Linked DNA regions of Mus musculus: region 1 is linked to region 2. A link is a loop called in an ENCODE intact Hi-C map of the cell type or tissue named here. Cell type or tissue: left cerebral cortex. All regions are shown on one strand.

What was found. A loop is a pair of places that touch in the nucleus more often than their neighbours do. Peaks named below come from ENCODE experiments on the same cell type or tissue, not always from the same donor. Only the 100,000 strongest peaks of a DNase experiment are listed, where the experiment ranks them.
Region 1: it touches region 2 in a loop (3-fold over the local background); 3 of 42 quality-filtered maps call a loop at or near these places.

What each region holds. Positions count from the first base shown.
Region 1 is chr5:76,241,921-76,249,920 of GRCm38, forward strand. Clock (circadian locomotor output cycles kaput) reads right to left here. Exons shown (of 23, transcript NM_001289826.1): 9 at 6,422-6,542; 10 at 3,502-3,615; 11 at 3,276-3,394; 12 at 1,159-1,241; 13 at 862-968; 14 at 1-97. Among named protein-coding and RNA genes, the nearest start is that of Clock, 59 kb to the right of the region's middle. In left cerebral cortex, no CTCF peak of the experiment used is centred here; a DNase peak (open chromatin) is centred at 3,694; H3K27ac peaks cover 205 bases.
Region 2 is chr5:76,536,236-76,544,235 of GRCm38, forward strand. It overlaps Exoc1 (exocyst complex component 1), which reads left to right. Exons shown (of 19, transcript NM_001289770.1): 4 at 1,463-1,622; 5 at 5,816-6,003; 6 at 7,220-7,447; 7 at 7,643-7,775. Among named protein-coding and RNA genes, the nearest start is that of Exoc1, 11 kb to the left of the region's middle. In left cerebral cortex, CTCF peaks have their summits at 4,808 (motif pointing left) and 7,475; DNase peaks (open chromatin) are centred at 1,552, 4,139, 4,798 and 6,462; H3K27ac peaks cover 1,381 bases.

The DNA.
Region 1 (8,000 bases), 290 kb before region 2:
TGGTAAGTAATATAATAATGAGTCTGAAGCCATATCCACTGCTGGCCTTTGGTCAGGAATCTATAGTAACACGATTTGCCTTTTCCATATTGCATTACTAAAAATAAAAAAATAAAAAGAAGAGAAAGAAACAAATATTTTTCTTTGATCTGTACTTAGCTATGAAAAAAATCTCAATTTTTTTTTATAAAATAAAAGCTGGCATTTATTTTTAACTCTTTATATAGATATAATTATTTTCTGGCTTCCAGAAATATGTATAAACTACAAAGATTTTTTTTAAGAACCAGTTTAAGATCCCCTAAATAACTAGAACTCCCAGATTCCAATTTTATAGTCAGTTATTGCTGATTTTACACAAATTTTTCATTCATAATAAGTTCCATATACTGAAAGTCATACTGTTAACTGGCCAAGATACTTAACACATATGAAGCAGCAATTAACAATAACACTTTCCCCAAAGATACTGTCACATATGACATCTCTGAGGCCTTTTAATTGTAAAGCTTTAATTAACCAGAAATCAGAACAACATAATTGTTTGAAATAATTGTTTAGTAAAGTTTCTCAAACTATTTTCCCCAAACTATTTCAAATGTTAGGTTCTAAAGTACTTTAACTGATGTTAAGCAAAAATTGGGTTTTGTAGTTAAATTGGTTTGGGAAACTTTATGTACTTTTAAAATATACTATAAGATTTTCCTTTATGTGTAAGACCAAGGTCAATATAAACCTGTACCTTCTGTATACATTTATAAAAATAACTCTAAATCTTTTCTGTGTCTTTCATTACTAGAACAAAGCGTCTACTTCTGTGTTTTTAAACAGTTCTCAACAGAAACATTAAGATCTACTTACAGTGCTCGTGACATTTTGCCAGATTTTCTAGGTCATCCACATGATAGTAATCATAGCCTGATGTTCCCAAGACTTCAAATGGCAAATAGCCTATTATTGGTGGTGCCCTAAATTATACAGTAATAATACATATCAGTATTATAATGTTCCACTAGTTACACTACAGACAACATTCATTTGGAGAATGGGTTTTATTTTTTCAAAAATGGATAATGAATTTCAAAAATCATTATGTTCCTCGAGTCCATTACTGTCCAGAATTACATTTTTTTTGGTGAAATTTAAAGGTAATGTTACCTGTGATCTAAAAATAGAAACTTCCATTCTAAACTGTGTCTAGATGTAAACTCTTCATTTGGTTCTTCAACAGTACACATTTCCTACAAACAAATTAACAAGTATAATTTAGAAGTAATTTTCTGTGTCGTGAAAACATTAAATATTCTTAGCATAGGCCATTATAAAATTCACTTTCATCTAGACAAATTTTTATACATTTTAGATTTTAGTATTAAACACAAGTGTAGCCAGCTGGTGATACAAAATGCTAGTCTGGAAGTTGTGAAGTCCTAAGTTTGATCCCCAACAATTCTCCTAATCACCCGATATAAAAACAGACAAAACAGCAGCACCTGGCAGACACCAGCCGGCCTAAGGTCAGTAGTTACAGTGAGCATTCTCACTCATTCACGTGCCTAAGAGCCTACTTAGATACCCATGTCCTTCCTCTGGTCCACACCTCCTACTTCACAGTGTTTAAGCCAACTGCCATACTTTTCATAGCTCACAACTTCCCATCTCATCAATGGCCTCACTTCTGTACACCAGAGTCTAGAATCAACACATTCTTTAATAATCAAAGTAGCCAAATTAAATGTTTCCTTTTAATCAAGATTTGTTTTTATTTATGTGTATGTATGTGTTTCTGCTTGCATGCCACATGAGTGCCTGAGGAGGGCAGGTGAGGGTACTGGATCCCCTACACATGGAGTTACAACAGGTGGTGAGCCACCATCCATGAATGCTAAGCTCTTTGTAAGAATAGTAAGTGTTCTTAACCAGTGAGCCATCTCTCTAGCCTATAAATACTTCTAATGTGACCTTCTAGGTGTTTTCGAGTCCACCCCATCTCCCCTAGCTTTAGAGATGGAGTTTACATCTTACCTCACTGACTCACCTCACCACCGGCGCACCTCAGCTATCTTCCCATCCTTCCATCTCTCTTCTCTTCAGGGGTCAGCCATTACCATCACCTTGGTAATACTCAAATATGAGCACCCAACTTCCCTAACTCTTCTATGGTTTCTCATGCTGAAATCTCTTCATGGAGAAAAGCCACAGACAGAACAAGTTTCATGCCTGGCCCCTGCTTTCGGTTTCTAACATGAGTTCTGACTATTTTTCCACTCATATACATGAAACCTAGTTTCTGTTATACGAAGCAATCCATGACACTCCCTCCTCTCTCCTTGCATGTTCTTCAGTAAAGATAAAAGCCAGGGCTTTAAAAGAAAAATAATTCCAATCAAGTCTCACTTACTAGATGAGACTTTCAGCAAGTAATTTCCCTAAGTTTGCTTCCTTAAATATAAAATATTATAATAGCATCTATCTCAGAAGAGTAAGAATTACATGAAATAAAACATGTATCAGCCCTCCACTTTCCTAAGAGCTAACGGGGAGTGCAAGACTATAGTCTTCTAACTGTTAACTCAGGCGCTGTTCTATACTACGCTGTCACCCAAATTTAAATGTCACCCTGGCTTCTTTCCTGTCTCTAGGGACTGAGGCAGTTCACTTTTCTACTTCCCTACTAAACACGTGCTTATGGATACAAGAAATAAAAATGTGTAATTTAAAACTCAAAGAGCAGGGGTTGGCTAGAGCGATGGCTCGGCCTCTCCAGGCGGACTTTGGTTCAGTTCTAACATGGTAACTGACAACTGTATGTAACTCCAGTCTCAGGCAGGCCCTCCTCTGGCTCCCCGGCATGCACGTGATACATAAATATGCACGCAGACAAAACATCCATACACATTAAAAAAATTAATCAAAAAAGAACCAAATAGCAAGTTATACCCAGTAAAGCACATTCTTTTTTTTTTCTTTTTAATTCATCTGGATTTTTTTTTTCAGACTTCTTTCCTGATAGTAAACTACACACATTAAACCACACATTAAACTCTGTACAAAAGCAGGAAAATGGTGATATACTGCCATGGGATACCTGCAAAGAATACACTAAGATAACTGTGGTAAAAATATGAAGTTCATACATATTTAGTAACTCAATGGCCACTACTATTTCAATGTTCGTAAAAGTTTCAACCTTCTAAAGATAACAAAAATCTCACAAGACCAAATCTCATATCATGAACTGGAATGCACTAGAGCAATTAAAATCAGAAGCATACCTTGATGAACTGAGGTGTAGCTAATCTGACAGTAGCTACAAAACAAACTCTATCTTCATAAGAAGGCCTATGTGTGCGTTGTATAGTTCCTTCAAAACCATTGTGTGTTGAAGTTGATACTAAAACAGCAAGGAGACATGTCGTTACTGATATTTAAGCATCTAAGAGCTTGGAAAAATAAAAACAGCCAGTTAAAACACATTATAAAAGAAACATTTTAACTTACCACTGGTTAAAGATTTAAAATTTCCTATAAATCTCACATATTCATAGGTGGATGGCTCCTTTGGGTCTATTGTTCCTCGAAGCATGTGACAACAGAATTCTAACTGATTTTTTGCTGGAATAAGTGATAAAAAGTTGTGTGAATTCTCAGTCACTTTCTCCCACGGAAGTACCCACTAACAGCAGATGACTGCAGCAGATGCCTGCAGCCAGCACAGGCTGACAGCCAATCTCCGTTTCATTTCTTCTCCCATCCCATTTTTCATTCTAATTTCACAAAAATATTTTGTTCTCCTTTAAAGCTAGCACTGTCCTTTATTTAAAGCTAAGGCCTCCCTTTCTTTCCTGTCACTGCTGGGTTTGGTGGGGTCTCTTGGTAACAGTCTAGCCTGGACTATGTAGCTGCCTTGCTTCAGGCTTCCCAGTGTTACAACTAACAGCTGTTCCCATCTTTACCTTGAAGAGTAGCCTCTCATTTTCTTTAGGACAGGGCCATGTCACTTGCTACTCACCCTTTAGGAACTGCAAACTCTGTGGTTCTTTACTGCCTACAATTTTAAATCTCATCAGGTCTTCCATCATTTCCCCAAGCATTTTTCATGCTAATCTAGTTACAGGACCAGAGAACTCACTCCATCCATTTTAAATGCACCCTAGTTTCTGTGTCTTCATTTCTTTACTGCCCTCTCACCTCCAGAGCTATGTCCCTCCCAAATATTACTGACACTGATACTGTAAAAACCACTCAGGTGGTTTTTTCTCATTCTTTCTAGCTAGTCTTAAAATGTGCTCTACTGGATCTACCCACTTACCAATCATGTTTTTTCCTCTATCATTACTTCTAGTGTTAACTATATAGTTGCCTTTTTCAAAATTCTCAACCTTGATTTTCCCCTTCCAACTACAAACCACCCAAATGGCCTTCATTGGCTCTCTATTGTGTAAAGAATAAAAACTAAACAGCACAGGATGAACACAGGTCCTTTATAACTCTGCCTCATCTCCTTCACAAACACATTATCTGTACCAACTCAATGCCATTACAGCTAAAATAGCCTACTACATTTTCTAGGCAAAGTACCTTGCATTTTAACTCCTGGACTCCTCCTTCCCGGGGAAGGAGCTCTGTTGTGTACCAGTCTTTCCAAGGCCATCTGCAAGCCACTGAGCTAAGACTCCTCTAACCTGAAAGCAGGGGGTCTATTTTCCTAGCAGAAGCTTTAGGCAGTTTTCCAAGCAGTTCTGCTTACTGAGAGTCCCTGAAACCAGCTCTACTCCTTGTACTTTGGGACCTGAGTGGCAACTTTCTTTCTTTTTTTTTTTTCTGAGTGCCAACTTTCTACTTCTCCTTTTTCTACACATTTGCCTCAGGTAACACCATTCATTCTGTGACTTCAAATACTGCCTAAAGCTATAAAATTGATTTCTATATTAAATCCAGCCCAAATCTTTCTTCTAAGTACTGTATTAGAATGGTCTAAGGACCAGTGTAAAGCAAATCTGACTGTAAACAATTATATACAGGCTCCAAGTAACTTTTCTCCATGTCTAACATTTGGGGGGGGGGCGGTGTTGAGACGGTTTCCCTGTGTACCCTGGCTGTCCTGGAACTCACTCTGTAGACCAGGCTGGCCTCGAACTCAGAAATCTGCCTGCCTCTGCCTCCCAAGTGCTGGGATTAAAGGTGTGCGCCACCACCGCCCAGCCATGTCTAACTTTTTATAATCCCTTCTGAAAGAATATCCGTTAACATGGATATACACATGTACATATTTATGTAAGAATATGTATCTTAGTTCTTAATATAGAATCTGAGGACACATAGAGTTTTTAACCTGATTAATATCACTATTACCAGATAAGATAAAATTTAAAGCTAATTAAAAATAATAAAAAAACACAATCTAATAACTAATGGGCACACAAAAACAATGATGTATATATATATATACACTAAATTTAGACACACATACTTTGTTTTGTTTAGTTTGGGGGGACTGAGCCCAGCATGTGCATTCTAGGCGAGCAATTCAACACTGTCGAAACAAAGGACCATAGCTAGTAGTGCTACCATGGGAGGCTCTATAAACCACAGGAGGACAGTAGCCTGGAGGAAACAGGCCATGGCAGATATGTCCCTAAGCCCTTCTGTCCTCTTTCTGCTTTCCCAGCTGTCATGTTGTAAACAGCTCTGCTCTATCAAGTCCTCCTCAGCACCTGAGGCATCTCTAAACCATGAACCCCCCAAAAATGTGTCCCCTGTCACTGTGCTTAGTGTGGAAGAGACTGTGACGGTAACCAGTACAGCAAGAGTGAAGGCAGCCAAAGTTCCAGTCAACCACTAGCCCGACCTACAGAAACTTCTCACTACTTGATGCTTTGTGTTAATTGATGACAGGAACATTTTTAAATTATTAATTATTTTATATTTGGTGCTCTAGAAATCATATTAAACATTCAGCAAAGATTACTTCATTAAATATAATAAGATTTCATTTAAAATATGGCTAATTTCCATCTTTTTATACATTACAGTTTTGTGGCATAATTGTGATCAATTTCTTATAACAAACAAGATAAGACCTCATTGTACATTGGAATAGATCTGGAATCTTAAAATGAACACAATTCATATATATATATATATATATATATATATATATACATACACACACATATACACACACATACACACACATACACACACATGCACACACATATACACACATACACATATACACGCACACACATACACACACACACACACACACACACCAATTTTAAAAGCACTTAATAGAGTTCATGAAATAGTGCTATTTTAATTTAGTTAAACATGTTATAGTCTTCATAAACTAAGAGAAGTAAAGAATAATGCTTGCCAAATATAAGACTGGCATCTCTGCTGAGTAGGGCCTACTTACATTTTAAGTACTCAGGGGTTAATGAGTCACTTTCCAGCAGATGAGTAGAGAGTATCTTATAAACCTCTGAATGTTCTCCCTCTGGGATAAAATTAAATATACTTTGATCCACAAGATCAGACTGAAAAATAAAAAAAAAAACAAAATTATACAACAGCACTTTGAGAGACATTCATCTCCAACACATCTAATAGCTATTAAGTAACAGAGGACATGCACTTAATCTTGAATTACCCATAAGATCAATAAAGTCAAGCTACAAATTTCATATTAAGAGATGAGATTGAGAACTTGGTGAGGCTAACATACCAGCTATCATATTCATGAGCGATGTGATCCTGAAAGCCAGACATAGAATGCAAAAACCTTAGTTTCACCAAATTTGAGCATTGTAAAATATAATGGAACTGAGAAATTTAACAAAATTATAGGCTCTAAGCCACAGCCTTGTAATTTATGCAAACAACTGTTAAATGGTGACATCGTACACAAAAACAGTAACAATGACAAGCTACGTGAAGGAGATCTGACACCATTCTCCTCCCATTTTTATTTCACCTTTTCCATGCATCTATTCTGTACCACACTGCCAAAGCCCTGTATAAGATGGGCAGCCAGCATGTAATTATCATTATTATAGCTGTTTATTATCTACCAATCAACAGTTGTTGTCTTGACAGGTGATGGCTGCGGACTCACAGAGTGTGATGCCCCTGTCCTTAAGTAGCAGTGACAGCGAGACGTCAGCAACCTCACCATTCCCACTGAGGCCAGCCATCCCGCTGGGCTTCTCACTTTCCAAACTGTTCTAACTAATTACAGGACAGAGGGCCGAGCTGTGGGGGCAAAGCAGCTGTACTTTCCTTTTGCTTATATTTTACACCTGTAGAGATTATATCTGAATAGCTTCTGCTTAAAACAAACTAGTAAGGAACAAAGGCGAGTCATGGGAGAAAGGGTGATTTCCCACCCTCCGTGTGTTTCTATGACTTCTGCTTTTCTCTATGGTCAAAGTCTTCTCTACTATATGAAGTGGAGTAGCTTTGGCAAACTCCACATCTCTATCTTGCATTTTTCCAAGACCAACTCAGATCATTTCCTTCCATAAAGCAAGCCTGGTACTGAAAACCTAGCCAAGTACTCTCAGCTAGTGAGGCCATGGGTCGTACTGGAGAGCCTACTGTAATCACTTCACTAGACCAGTACACTACTTAACTGCATCCTAAAACTTATCCCTGTATACACGTAAGTAGCTCTCTCCCCTCACCAAAAAAATCGTCTCCGCAGCAGCAGACAGAGATCATAAAGAAAAGTGTCAAGATGCAGGCGACAATTCATGGTAATGTGCCCAACCACAATGGATCTATCTACAACAGGACCCTGCACCTAAGGCTCAGGGGGCAACTCAGAAGAAAGGACTCAAAGACTGTAAGAGCAGAGGACCAGGAAGTCAGCTGTGACACTGTGTCTCATAGAATGACAAGAAAGCTGTATCAATGACATAGTCACATTATTGCTGCCTAAACAAGACCTATACAATGACACCACCAATAGATATGCTAATATGAAATGGGGGACT
Region 2 (8,000 bases):
TTAAATAAAATTTTAAAGCTATAAATTTTATACCTTTCTTTGAGTGTGCTCAAACTTCAAGGACATGGCATGACTCAGTATTCACATTAAAGGGCTCAAGGCAGTTGAGCTCAGCAGGGTCCTGTGAATGTCACCAGAGCTCTCTCCCTCTCTCAGTTAATGGGGCCCTCCCTCTACCTTCCCTCCTGGCTAGCTCTGACCCAGTCATTGCACAGTGGAGCACAGCAGCACACCTACTGTGTGTTGGTGGGGCACAGAGCAAGGCTCACACCACTGTCACTCTGAGACCTCTGCTGGATCTCCTAAAGTCCTGCCTGCTTGCCAGAGGTACAAAGCAGAGAAAAGTGGTAGAGGCGTTTGAGGAAGAAACATTGCTGTGCAGTGGCTGTCCTGGTTAGTGTTTGTCAGCCTCACACAGACTTGTCACGGGGAAGGAAGCAACTTCACCTGAGGAAGTGCCTCCATCCGACTGGCCTCCAGGCATATCTGTGGGGCATTTTCTCCATTGTTGATTGAGGTGGGAGGGCCCAGCCTCTGTGGGTGGTGCCATCCCTGGGCAGGTGGTCCTTGGAGGTATACTAAAGTGAGAGCATATACTAAGTGAGAGCATGGGAGCCCACCAGTCAGCAGCTTCCCTTCGTGCTTCCTGCCTCTGCTCTTGCTTGAGTTCCTGCCCTGACTTCCCTCTGTGATGGACAGTTACCTGCAAGTGTAAGATGAAGTAAGTCTTCCTTCCCTGGGTTGGTTTGGTCAGGGTTTCAGCAACAGAGAAGCTGACTGGACACCGACTCGCAGACTTGGAGAAGGTGTAATGTGACTCAGATTGTCTCCGTTCCCTAAACAACTTTAAGGTGCACTGACACTGCTGCCTTTTGAGATGGCTGTAATTATTCTACATTTTCAAAACAGTAACCTGAGTGCAGCTCTTGTTTCTCACCTCAGTCTTAGAAAATACACAAGGGTTTAGATTAAATTTTTTTCCTTATGTTTTAATCAGGCATATTCTTTAATTGGGAGTTAGTATCCAAGCACACATTGTCAAAGAAATTATGTAACAAAAATTTCTACCTAAAGAAGATAGCCACATTAAAGCTAGATAGCATTACCATGTCACTACAGGGAGCCGGAACGTTAAGCCATGAAGTGTGTGTAAGCCTTTTCTCACTCCTAGACTTTGAGGGCACAGAGGGGAAGTGACCACTGTAGGATGGTGCTGCTTGTCCAGTCTTTGCTATAAATTATATTCTCCGAGGACTTTACGTCTTTGTTTGATGTGTGTGTGTAGTAACTGAGCTTGGCCCTTGACCCTGTGAGGAAAGTATATCCCTAGCCACTTACATGATATCTAATGGTCTTTTTTTGCCTTCCAAGGACAGCTTCCATTCTCAATTTTTAAGTAGATTTTATAGTAACAGTGAAAAAATGAAAGGATCAAAACATATTTCTACACTCTTTATTCTAGGAAAACCCGGAATTTGATTTGCATTTTGAGAAGGTCTATAAGTGGGTGGCCAGCAGCACGGCTGAGAAGAACGCCTTCATCTCCTGCATTTGGAAGCTGAACCAGCGCTACCTGCGCAAGAAAATCGACTTTGTTAATGTTAGCTCGCAGCTTTTGGAAGGTAAAGTGAAGGAGAAGGCATACGCAGGATCACGTATCCTTAAATGACTATATCGTTTGGCACTATTCAAAGTAACTAGGATACTGAGTTTGCCTCTCCATATGTCATAAAACATGTCAAAATCATTTTCCTTACTGAAAACATTATATGCGTACATTGTAGGATATTGTTATATTAAAATTTTAAAGTAGAATCTCTCATCCCGGGCTTGGTGGCACAGGCAGCAGCAGTCCCTCCCTGCTTGGGAGGCTGAGGCAGAAGGATCACCAGTTCAAGACCTGCCTCAGCGCCAGAGTGAGTGCAAAGCCACTCAAAGTCAGACTCACCCAAAAGAGTGGACGCTGTCTAAAAATCAGAAGTGGTCGGCTGGAGATAGCTCATTGGTGTGCAAGGACACGGTTCAGTCTCAGTACCTAAAAAATACTGCTGCTAACCCTTCAACATATATATTTTTTAAGGCTTTTTTCTATGAATACCTAAATAGAGAAGTTTACACTTTTGTTAACATTCTTTTTTCATAGAATGAATTCAGCACAAACTTGTTTTTAATGTTACTAAATACTTACTCTAAAATTTATTTTAAACAGCTGTGGGGTAAATGACCGTACAGCAGTACTTTTATGTCCAGCAGAAGACTAACACAGTTCTGATGTTACGCTACCTGAGTTTAAATTCTGCCTTTGCCGGCTATGTCCTGGCTTTATGTAGTTAATGGAAGCCTCAGGTTCCCTTATTTGTAGTATCTAACTCACAGTTATTATTTATAATGCATTTCTTTGCTTAAGAAGAAGGGTCTCAGGTTTATAGTAAATGCTCAATAAATCTCATCTCCTCTGGGCAGCAGAATCCTTGGACAGGAGGCTGATGAGGGCGCCTGTGATTTGTCTGCCTTTGCAGATTTGACTGTGTGGCAAGACAGCCTCTACTCTGAAGTATGAAAATGTTCAGTGAGGTCTCACTCTCTGCAGTTCCTTTCCTCGGGTGTAAGCTTCCCGTGGAATGGCTCTGAATGGCCTGGGATGCCGTGTGCATATCACGCTTTATTGTACAGAAGAAACCAGCTTGGCTGTTGTTTTGAGACAGGGTCCCCTGTGAGGCCCAGGCTAGCTTGGAATTCACTGTGTACTCTGGGCTGACTGAATTCGTGGCAGGCCTCCTGCCTAACATTCCTAGTGAGCCATCACGTCTGCCTTAAAACTTTATCCATGTGTTCACTGGAAGGAGGGCGGGTGCATCCCATGGCCCTTGTGTGGAGGTCAGAGGGAAATGCTGTGAAGTTGGTTCTCCTTCCATCTTTATATGGCTTCCAGGGATTGAATTCAGGTCACCAGGCAAGCGCCTATACCCACTGAGTTAGTCTCTGGCCCCGTATTCAATAATGTAAGATATAGTTTGAAGCAAACCATTTATCTAGCTACTTGCCTCTTTATTGGTCCTCTTTTTATTTGGTTGTGGACATTTCTCCTTTCAAATAGATTATTCTTCTCAGCAGTTCTACTTGGTGCTTAGAACTGACAGAAAGCTGGCAGATATATCTGTCAGGCCTGAGAAGCCCCCAGACCCTGCCCCACCCAGACACTGGCCTGAGTTATGAGCATCACGGGGCTGCCCTGTCCCCAGTGCCTAGACTGTGGGTGTGCTGAGGACGTGACCCCTTAGTAGTGTGTGGTCATTGACAGATTCATTTGCTTTGAATGACTTTGACCAATTGAAGCAAGAATATTCTGATTAGCTAATCATTCATTGAAAAACTTGCTATTCTGTTTCCAAATATTATGTTTCCAGATGTTATGTATACATAGTTATATTTTAAGCTGATGTATTTCATTAGGACAACTATATTGAAAAATGTATACTCTATCACTAAAAAACATTACCAAAAGAATACAAAGACTATTGCTGATTTTAAGGATAAAATTGAACTTTTTTTTTAAAGGTACTTAACTTTTCAGGACACACAGCCAAATGTTGATATTTATAAAGATGAGCTCCAGCTGAGATTGGTTTTAAGGATGCTAAAGTCCTTCGGGATGTCATTTCAGAAACCATTTTCTGTTGACCAGTAACTGTTGTTTTGGCTTAGTGTTCTGGGAAAGCTTTATAAATGTCTAAAACTAGTCCTAATGGGCCCTAAATCACAGCCATTAATGCCAGTTTTTAAGAAGTAAATGTCTCTAGGCTTTGGGTAATGTTGAGGGAAAACCCGCATTACAACCTCTTTTGAAGCGCTAAATAATGAGCCAAGTAGGTCAGCAATGCTATTGTAAATGTTCTAGCAGCAGCAGCAGCAGCATTGGTAGTTTTTATAAATGACAATGGGATGCTGGAGTTTTAGAGATGGAGAGGGAAGTTCTTTTTGTTTAAGCCTTTTCTTTTTTATCCTTTGACTTGCAGCCAGATATTTAAACAACCTTCCACTTGAATCCTTGAATGCCTGCTTGTACGCAGTCTCCTGTGTTCGTTTCTTGCCTCAGTCTTAGTCTTTGAAACAGTGTTTTGTGACTAATCCTTTGTGAGGGAGTGTCCTGGCAAAGCTTTGGACCTTGAGTGAAAATAACTACACTGAATGCATGAGTCAGAGCTGACTTGAAAATAATCCCAGGAAAGGGCTCGCTTCCCAGCGTCCTTCCTCAAGGTCTCGTCTGCTTCTGAAAAAGAAAAGAAAATAGGGACGTGCACTTCGACGAGACAATAAGAAAACAAGCATGCAAGTTTAGCTTCTTAGGGATCGTCCCACTGTGTCTGGATGTTGCCTTGAGACTCCAAGTTTAGCGTGAAGTTCAAAACGAGATATGGGTAGTAGTTAAAAGTTTTAAATCTGTGTACTTTCCTACCCAGCTAATGTTCTTTGCTTCCTTTCCTCTGCCTTCTTCATACCTTTTCCTCCAGAACTGCCTAAAGTTACAGAAGGTGCGTAACACCTTTTCTTCCTATTCTAGTCCACCTGTATGTATCACTTGCTCTGTTATCCATGGGGTGTGTATTTCATGGAGTTGTGTACAGGGATACATGTATTCAAAATCCATATAGTAATCAAACCAATAGTAATATTCATTATTAGCTTCCAAAAGACTATTTCAGGAAAAGAAAATACTACTAACATAGTTTTTTGATGACAAAACACTTGTTTCTTTTCAGTGTTTAGTGTAACACTGTGGTGGGTTATTTAGGCAGTACCTGCCCTCTAGTGGTTAATATGGAGTCACATCTGATAGTTGAGCATCTCCACAAGCAACAAAATGGTCTCATTGAAAAGACAAAGAAGATAGAGCAATGCTTCTCTAGAAATATTTCTAGAGAGTAATCTGTAAATTGCTTATGTCAGAAATTTTAATCTCCTTAACCCCCTTGGGAACTAGCAAAATCTGCCTAATTTATTATCTTCTTCAGAGTAAACATTGCTCACTTAGAATTATCAGGGTTTTGTTCTGAGACAAACAAATGTATTTTAATCCTGCTAAATGAAAATACTCATTTTCAAGTAAAATACCAAATACTAAGAGTATCCAGACTGTGACTTAGTTCCTGTAGTTTATCTTTAGCTGTTTTATCTATGCATGTGAAAACAACAAAGTATAGAAAATGCACTTATACTTTCAGTATTTATACTTTCTTGTTGATAATACACTTCTCACTTCAAAGTTATTTGAAAGGGGCGTGCGCGTGTATGTGTGTGTGTGTGTGTGCGCGCGCACGCATGTGCACGTGAGCGTTGTGTGAAAGAAAGATAGACAGATTTGTTAAAAAAAACAAAAAACAATGAAAATAGCAAAAATAACAAGGGGAAATGCTACGAGGAGAGAATTGTTTCCCATGTTCACAGTTCAGCAGTGTTTTGTTAGAGCAGCAGCCACCAGGGAGAAATTGGGTTCATTTCTTCATGTTTTCTATTTTAGTAGAATTATGTTTTGAGAGATTGTGACTAAAGCCCATTTTAACACTTGTAAGTCAGCAAGCATACTAGACTGCATGCTTTCTGTTGCTCTTAGGACCTAACTTCAGCATCATTGTGGTTCTGTGTGGAAATGAGGTTTGAGACTTGTTTTCATACATTCTGAATCATTCTTTTCTATCCTTCATCTACTAAGTGTGCCCTGTGCTTGTAATCGGCCCTAACTAGCTATCATTTTAACGTCCATGCCAGGGTTCTTCACATTTTTGACAACTTTCTTTCCTTACCTTTTTATCTTAAGAATCTGTTCCAAGCGGAGAGAATCAGAGTGTAGCGGGAGGGGATGAAGAAGCGGTAGATGAGTACCAAGAGTTAAATGCAAGAGAAGAGCAGGACATCGAGATAATGATGGAAGGCTGCGAGTGCGCCATTTCTAACGCTGAAGCCTTTGCGGAGAAGTTGTCCCGGGAGCTGCAGGTGCTCGATGGGGTAAGAGCTGCTCCTGCTGCAGTGAGTGCTGCAGTGGATCGAACACGGGGGCTGGTGACGCTGGTGACGCTCAGGCTTTCTGCCTCGGCACCTGAGCTTTTGGAAGTGGGATTACTGTGTCTTTGTCAGCTTGTTAGTAGCTGTTTAAAAGATGAACTTGGCGCTGAGGAGATGGCTCAGTGGCTAAAGCACTTGCCATGCAAGCTGAGGACCAGGGTTCAGACCCCCAGGCCCCAAGTAAACACTTGGGGCATAGTGGCTCTTCTGTAGTCCCAGTGCGTAACTCAGAGACAGTGGGTCCTCTGACTCGACCAGGCAGATCAGGGAGCTCTGGGTTCAGGTGAGAGAGCCTACCTCAATAATAAGGAACAGAGCAATTAAGGAAGACACCCTACATTTGCTGTCCACGCCTACTCACACAGATGTCAGTGAATATTCACACCTACACACGCGCGTGCGCGCACACACACACACACACACACACACAGACACACACTCACTCACTAAAAACCATTTCCAGTGAAGACATTTGGCTAAGGCTAAGGCTTTAGATATTGGAGTGTTCTTATTATGCAATGGTGGAATAAAAAAGTAGATGACCAGATACCACTAGGGTTTAATCCCCTAGGCTCTGAATAGGTCGTTGCCAAAGAGTAAGCATTTACTAACACAAGAGAAAGGTAGCTGACATAAATGTGGGGAGCAGGGTAGTGTGGGGAGGGGAGAGGAGCTAGAGTCAGTTACCGAAGGGGAGCAGGGTAGTGTGTGGAGGGAGAGGAGCTAGAGTCAGTTACCAAAGGGGAGCAGGACAAGTGTGTGGAGAGGGGAGGAGCTAGAGTCAGTTACAAAGGGGAGCAGGACAAGTGTGGGGAGGGGAGAGGAGCTAGAGTCAGTTACCAAAGGGGAGCAGGGTAGTGTGGGGAGGGGAGAGGAGCTAGAGTCAGTTACCAGAGGGGAGCAGGACAAGTGTGGAGAGGGAGGGGAAGGAGCTAGCGCTTCCAGAGGTGTTAGAACAGAGCCTATGATATCGCTGCACAGTTTCTGAAGTGTGGTCTCAAACCTCAGTATAGAGGCAAGCAAGCCTTTCAAAATCCTGTGGAGAAAGTGAACCAGACACTGGCTGACTTGACGCAGAGAGCTCTGGCAGCGTCTCACCTCTGCACTTCCTGTACACGTCTAAACAGCAGGAACCTTTACATTTCCTTTCACTTTGTAGGCCAACATTCAGTCAATCATGGCCTCTGAGAAACAAGTGAACACCCTGATGCAGTTGCTGGATGAGGCGCTAACGGAGGTGGACCAGATTGAACTGAAACTGAGCAGTTACGAGGAGATGCTCCAAAGTGTGAAAGAGCAGATGGATCAGATCTCTGAGAGCAACCACCTGATCCATCTCAGCAACACGAATAATGTGAAGCTCCTGTCCGAGATAGAGTTCCTCGTGGTGAGCATTTCCATAGGCTACCAGCAGGGCAAAAGCAGGAAGCCTAGTGATGTTATGTAAAACTCACTTACAAACCAGCTTCCTTGTGAGATCAGGATGTAAAGTGGTACAGAGACTGAGTGATAGGTGAGTAGTGCCCTGCCTGTATTTTCCCCACAATTGCACGTGCAAGTGGTGTGTTTGGATGTGTTCCAGAACCACATGGACTTGGCCAAAGGTCATATAAAGGCCCTTCAGGAAGGAGATCTTGTTTCTTCCCGAGGCATCGAGGCCTGCACCAACGCTGCTGACGCCCTGCTGCAGTGCATGAACGTTGCTCTTCGCCCAGGTGTGTAGCCGTGATACAATCTGACCAAGAACCGAGACTAACACTGGGACTTGGTAGAAATATTTTGACAAGAAGTAACTTGGGCTAAGTGACTATTAGCTATACAAATGAGTTTCACAGATTCCCCTACAAATTCCTATTAACACTAAACGTTTTCATTTCAGTCCCTTCTGATGGACCATCTTTACCTTCACAAATGTATTTTTATGCTCTATCTAGTTTTTA